2 separate regions of the Homo sapiens genome follow, and region 2 is linked to region 1. A link is a contact called in ENCODE Hi-C data. All regions are on one chromosome and are shown on one strand. Each heading gives the region's core, a stretch centred on a gene start or an enhancer-like site at or near the end of the contact. The rest is flanking DNA. Distances are from core to core; before and after follow the strand shown.

Evidence for each region. Hi-C counts contacts between places; a loop is a spot of excess contacts on that map. Pooled maps may share reads with other maps.
Region 2: a map of endothelial cell of umbilical vein shows a loop between it and region 1 (6-fold over the local background). The contact joins two enhancer-like sites. A Hi-C loop is called at or near these places in 3 of 168 maps with a recorded cell type or tissue (CD8-positive, alpha-beta T cell, endothelial cell of umbilical vein and mammary epithelial cell) and 1 of 50 pooled maps.

Annotation. Positions count from the first base shown.
Region 1 is chr17:69,826,979-69,830,431 of GRCh38, reverse strand. All of the region lies in intron 3 of LINC01483 (long intergenic non-protein coding RNA 1483), which reads right to left. Among named protein-coding and RNA genes, the nearest start is that of LINC01497, 130 kb to the left of the region's middle. Within about 2 kb of position 2,196, at least 2 of the 41 ENCODE cell types and tissues checked have a DNase peak (open chromatin) inside an H3K27ac peak, as active enhancers do.
Region 2 is chr17:69,869,470-69,872,723 of GRCh38, reverse strand. The region is part of intron 4 of LINC01483 (long intergenic non-protein coding RNA 1483); the gene reads right to left. Among named protein-coding and RNA genes, the nearest start is that of LINC01497, 91 kb to the left of the region's middle. Within about 2 kb of position 1,908, at least 4 of the 41 ENCODE cell types and tissues checked have a DNase peak (open chromatin) inside an H3K27ac peak, as active enhancers do.

The DNA of each region.
Region 1 (3,453 bases), core at 947-3,446:
TACAGAGACTAGATAATCTTTAGAAGATTTGTATCCAGAATGCATATATTTATATATACATAGTCAAATATTACAAATGGCTCATTAAAAAATAGGTCAAAGATTTGAACAGATATTTCACAAAACAAGATAAAGGAATAGCCAATAAGCATATGTTCAATATCATTAGCTATCAGGAAAACACAAACCAACAGTGACACTTCACACATATATAATGGCTAAACTGAGAGTCCTGAGTGTTGGCAAGGGTATGGAGCCATCCAAACTCTACTATATTGCTAGTGGAAAAATGATAAAATCACTTTGGAAAGCAGTTTGACAAGTTCCTGTAAAGATGTACATCTATACATTTACCATGTGACTTGGTAATTTTAATCCTAGAGAAATAGAAACCTATGTCTACACAAAGAATTGTAATTCAATGTTTATAGCAGATTTAAACATAATAGTCAAAAGTCTGCAAACAGTCAAAATGTCCCACCTCAAGGGAATAGATGGCAAATTGTGGATATTCATGACATGGAATACTAGTCAGCAGGAAAAAAGGAACAAGCTACTGTTTTGTGCATGTATCTTGTACAGGAATGAATCTCAGAAATATGCTGAGCAAAAGAAGACAGAAGCAAAAGAGTACATACTATATGATTCTATTATATAACCTTAGAATAGGCAAAACTAATCTAAAGTTATGTAAATTAAACCTGATTGCTAAAGGTGGGAGACTGCAAACAGTCATAAAGAAACTATTTGCAGTGACAAAAATATTCTGTACCTTGATTTAGAAGGTGGTTATACAGATGTATACATTTGTCAAGTTGAACTAAACATTTAAAAGAGACACATGATTATGTGCAATATTGTAAGTTGTATTTGATTATCTATAAGCTATAGTTCAATAACATTAACATTTAAGTTTTCATGAAGAAAATCCTCTTGTGTGAATAAAGAAATAATCCTCTTGTATGAATAAAGGAAAAAATAATAAATAAGATTTTCTTAAATTTATCTTTTTTCTTTTTCTACAAAAAAGGCATTATATCATAGCTATTTAATACAAAGCTTTAGGAATGGAAAAGACCTGTGGTCAAAATCCTAGCATTGTACTTTACTAGATACAGACTTTTGGCCAAGTTACTTTACCTCCCTATACCTCTGCTTTCTCATCTGTAAAATGTGAATAATATTACCTCCTGGGAGAATTATTGTACAACTTCATTGAGACAATGCCTCCAAAGCATTTAGCACAATGCTTGCATATAAGTACTCATTACCTATAGCCATTATTATTTTAAATGCCATTATTAGTTATTTCATCATAGCATGATTTCAGGAGGAACTTATAAGTAAGCATATACGTCAAGTCTATTTATCAAGCCAAAGTAAATAATAAATAATGACTTGATCTTATAATGATATCAATAACTAAAGGCTTAAGCAACAGCTCGAACTTTTAATATCACTTGTTTGCCCCCACTGAAATTACAATCAATGAAAGAAGAATATGGATTTTGATTTCTGAACAAACAAGAATTACTCAGCAGCTCAGTATAACAAAACATAGAACTTCATCTCCAGCAGAGGATGTCCCTGTTGCTAACTAGAATTTTCACACCTTAATAGCTGCAGTGTCTAAAGCTCTTTTTTAGATCATTGTATTAATGTTGCTGGCTTAGATGTCAATTCAATACATGGCATGGAAAAACATTGTCCAACGCAGCGTTTCTTACCCATGGGAGTCTATAAAGCCCAGGGCTTTTCAGGAGTTCTGCTACTTACCTGAAACTGTAGGCAAAGCTGGGCAAATGTATTTATGAATGTATTTTGAGGATGTGGTTATAAGTCAGACATTTAAAAGAGTCTATGAACCAAGCAAAGATAACTTAAAGCATACTTGAGAGACAAACACATTAGTAGCCCTGAAGGTTCCCCAGAAAATATCCAGGAAAACGTCTGAACACCACTATTGTTTTCCTATTTTTAAAAATGGAATTTCATTTGCTATAGTAAAGTGTCTTGGAAATTCCCTTGATGTTGATGATACTAGATTAGTCCATGTGACTGAGTGATCATACGAAGGGTAGCCCCAGATTAAAAGCATTGCATAGAACAAGCTGATCGGAAAGGAATTCTATTTTTAGCCTCCAGCTTTGTCATATGTCTAATTTTCCCTGTGGTTACAGTGGCCCGTTGCCAGTGTCCTCTGAGGATGACTGGGCTGAGGAAAATAGGGATTCGCTTCCTACTGCTGACCACCAACAAAGGCAGGATATATTGGAAATCCTGGCATGAGATGCTATTCTTTATTATGAATATTATTACGTTATTTCATTATTTTTTAGGTGCTGAAGGGCACAGTCTATTTTTGAAACACAGAGGAAGAAAAACAGAAATCTCATATGCTACAAATTTGTAGACTTCAGAACCCAAACAGGACTAACATGCTTTCTCCTTCGCCTTGGAGGTGGAGGGGGTGCTTTGAAGGTTGTCCTGGCATGTTCTAGGCTCTGGACTCCTAGAAAGTTTAGTGACATAATGGGCACCTGTACCTTCATAGGGTTTATCTACCACCCTGTGAAAGTTGTCAGAAGGAGTCACTAATGTTAAGAAAATCCTGACAGATAGGGCCAGTGAAGGCCATGAAGAGAGGATTCTCACACTTGTATGCTTGATAACAACAACAACAAAAATGAGACAATCCACAACCTTCACAAAGACCACAATAACTTTACACAAAATATACTTCTGCCAGGACATCTGCCCAGCAACTGCCTCCCTAACCTCGACTGTCGTCACTCTTGTTATTGATCTTTGTTACAAAGGATAATTATTTCAAAACAATTAAGTAATACTCCTGAGTTTTTCCCTTTAAAAACCTTTGTCTTCCTTTACCTCCCTGAATATGCACATATTTACTATGGCATGCATATATTCCCATCGCAATATTTTATTCCCAAATAAGTGTTTTCTTTTAGAAAGCCTCTGTTTGTTTTTTAGGTTGGCAATCCTTTCAAGTGCATATATCTTACCAAGACTTCCAATAGATTTTCCATTTCCTGTTCATCCATTCCAATAATAACAGTATCACCCATATAGCTGACCAGTGTAATGTGCTGCAAAATACCAAGGTGACCCATATCCCTTCAGACTTTATTCTGATTATGGGAGGAAAATTAGTTTGGCCTTGGGACAAGACTATAAATATATACTGTTTTCTATCCCATGCAAATTTGATTCTGTACTGTTTCTGGTTGTCCTTCCTAAGAGTGATGGAAAAAAAAATGTATTAATTAAGTCAGTGGTCACATGCTATGTACCAGAAGCCATATCAATCTGCTCTAGCAAAGATACAGTATCTACCACCACTGCTGCCATCAAGAGGCTTCTAGTTGATGGAGTCTGTGATATCCTACTGTCGTTCAACAGAGTCTGTGCAGCATTGTAGCAGGCCCGAGA
Region 2 (3,254 bases), core at 659-3,158, 43 kb before region 1:
GGTTGCAGTAAAGAAGCCAGCCAAAACCCACCAAAACCAATATGGCCACGAGAGTAACCGCTGGTTGTCCTCACTACTACACTCCCACCGGCGCCATGACAGTTTACAAATGCCATAGCAACATCAGGAAGTTACCCTATATGGTTTTAAAAGGGGAGGCATAAATAATCCACCACCCCTTGTTTAGCATATAATCAACAAATAACCAGGGCAACCAGCAGCCCTCTGGGCTTCTCTGTCTATGGAACAGACATTCTTTTATTCCTTCACTGTCTTAATAAACTTGCTTTCACTTTACTCTATGGATTTTCCCTGAATTCTTTCTTGCAGGAGATCCAAGAACCCTCTTTTGGGGTCTGGATTAGGACCCCAGTAAAATTACCACACACCACTAGAGTAATTGACTTATATTCTCTGTCCTCAAGATGGGAGGTTCTTGAGAACAGGAACTTGGTTTTATATTTCATTATATCTCTGATATCTAGCATAAAACCTGGTGCATAATACGTGTCAATAGGTGTTGAACAAATTGTTGCAATTAAATTTAGTAAACATTGATTGAGTGCTTGCCATTTGTCAGCTAACGTTTTAGTAACGGGATACAGGGATGTGTTTAGATTCTCATTGAGAAAAGAAAATATAAGTGCACAAATGACATTAAGCAATGGTAGATGATGCTAATTCCTGTGAAAAACGTAAAACGGATAAATGGAGTAGAGAGTAACAAAAGGAGAATTGGGAGAGTTCTTTCAGTCCAGACAGTTAGAGCCGGCCTCAGTGAAGAGATAACAGAGGAGACAGATTCATGATCGTAGGGAAGATTAATCCAGGCAGAAAAAGAAACAATTGCAAAGGCTCGGAATTGAGCCTGTTTTATTATGTCACACCCAACATGGAATTTCTTCCTAGAATTAGAGGAGAGGAGAGAATTTTTAGATTATGCATTTCTTTAATTTTTTTAATTGCAAACTTCTACTGCTGAAGAATAGGAGCTCTCAGACAACAGGATATTTTGCCAAGACATGAAAACAGCTTTGCTCCTGGAAAATTATTTTAATTGTTCTGGTGGGAGGTATTGAAAAAATATTTACTGGAGATTCACTTTAGGGCCACAAAATTAAAACAGCAATTTAGCAACAGGATCATAGTTAGTGATGTTCGGAGACGTATTTGGTTGTTTCGGTTTATTTTATTTTATGGTAATTTAGCTGAGGTAGCTTTTATTTATTCAGAAATATTTACCCCTTTTCATTAATGATATGTGCTCTTACAATGAAATTTTTTTTTTGCTTTTTTTTTCTCCCAAGTACATCTTAATTAAAGTTTAGCCAATTTTATGCATTGAAAAGTGTAAAAGTATTCCCTGAGCTGAAATTCCTCTGAAAGAGTGGAATAGAGCATGCTTCTTACTGATCCCAAGTGTTCCAAATTCTGACCCAAATAAGACCTTTGGGGGTTCAAGCTCATTTACATTTCATAAAATGTAACTTCCTATTTCTGGAGAATAAAAGGCTTTGAAAGTCACAAGGAAACGGCTCAAAAGGCATCCAGGGCATGAAATAGCTTTAACAAATCCTGCTTGATGAGTTAAGTGTAAAGGAATCAGAAACATATGGATTACATTTCCCATAAAATACACATAGGCTTAATAGCGAAGAAGAAAAAGTGGCTGTGGCCCAATGTGATTCAGGTTTTTTCGAACCTAAAACATTTGGAAAATAGTTCAAGATGGTTAATAAACCCCAAAGCAAGCCCAGTCTGTCCTTCCTACTGTAGGGAGGAATGTGCTGGATTTCAATGCAGTACAAGAGGGTGTCTGCTGGATTACTGACAACTCTCTTTGTCACACAAACAGTACCTCCTAGGGAGACAGAGAGAAAGGCAAGGCAGGTTTGCACTTGTCTGAGATATGCAGAATACTTTGGACCCCACTGGCAGAAAGTGCATGTTTCTTGGTCCTAACTCCTCCTAACAGCCATAACCTTCTGACTCGGTCATTTCAAGTCATGGTTATGGAAAGCCTCCTCCTCTCCTTTCTTTCCATGGCCACCTCCATCCTACTCACTCACCCACCCCCTGTAAAAAAAAAAAAAAAAAAAAGAAGAAAAGAAAAAGAAAAACATCAACATTTCTAAAATTGTTCTTTAAGAGATTGTTCTAATCTGAGCTCATTTAGGAAATGAGGAGTTTGAATAAATTGCATTCCCAGGCTTAAATTACTGTGTCATTCTTGGTGACACAATGAACCCTTTCACCTAGCATTGTGTCCTAGGAAATTACAATTCCTGCCTTGAATGGACCTGCTAGAGAACAAGCAGAGGGTCAGTTGCAGATCATTAGTCAGAGGGGATCCAGAGCCCATGAGTCAGGACCTCTCACTGTTGCAGGAAGCAATCCTGACCACTTACCCCCAAGTCTCTTCAGGCCCACTGCCCTGGGGGAGCTACCACACACTGCAAAAGAATGTCCACACTGTGACTGCAGTGTGGGGACCAGAGACGCACTGAGTCAGGCCTGCTCTTTCAGGTGGAGGTCAATGCTGTTCTGTCAGGCAGAACCAGTACTCCTTTGAGATGCAAGATTTTGAGGAAGTGCTTTCCAGCAAATGCTCCACTTTCTTCAACTTCACAAATTCTTTAAGGTTATCATCTACTTTCCATTTTCACAATCACAACCATTATTCGGGGATTCTTATTCTACCCATTATGTCCACAGTCTTCAACTTAAAGCACCAATCCAACCATATCACCTTTCAGTAACTCTTTCTTCAAACATTTGGTCATCTAACTACTGACCTGTCAGATTCTTACCAAAAAAAATGACCAAGTAATATTGAAACCTGGGGAAGCCTTAGCATTTTCAATCTTAGAAGGCAACTGAAAACAACCTACAGTGAGTAGTTATGTAAATGAGGTGTGTTTAGATTCTGAAGATGATCAGACCAGGCTATCTTTGCCAGACTTCTGCAGGGACTCTGGAGTCTAGAGAGAAGGCAACTGAATATCCATGTGCTGCCTTAACCTTGGAGTCCTCAGGATTCTAACTTGCAAGTTTTCTGCTTAGAACTCAGCATTTGGGGCAATGGCTTCCAGCATTTTTTTTTTCCTTTTCCTTTAAGTTCTGGGATACATGTGCTGAACATGCAGGTTTGTTACATAGGGATACATGTGTCATGGTGGTTTGCCGCACCCATCAACCCATCATCTAGATTTTAAGCTCCGCATGCATTAAGTATTTGTCCTAATACTCTCCCT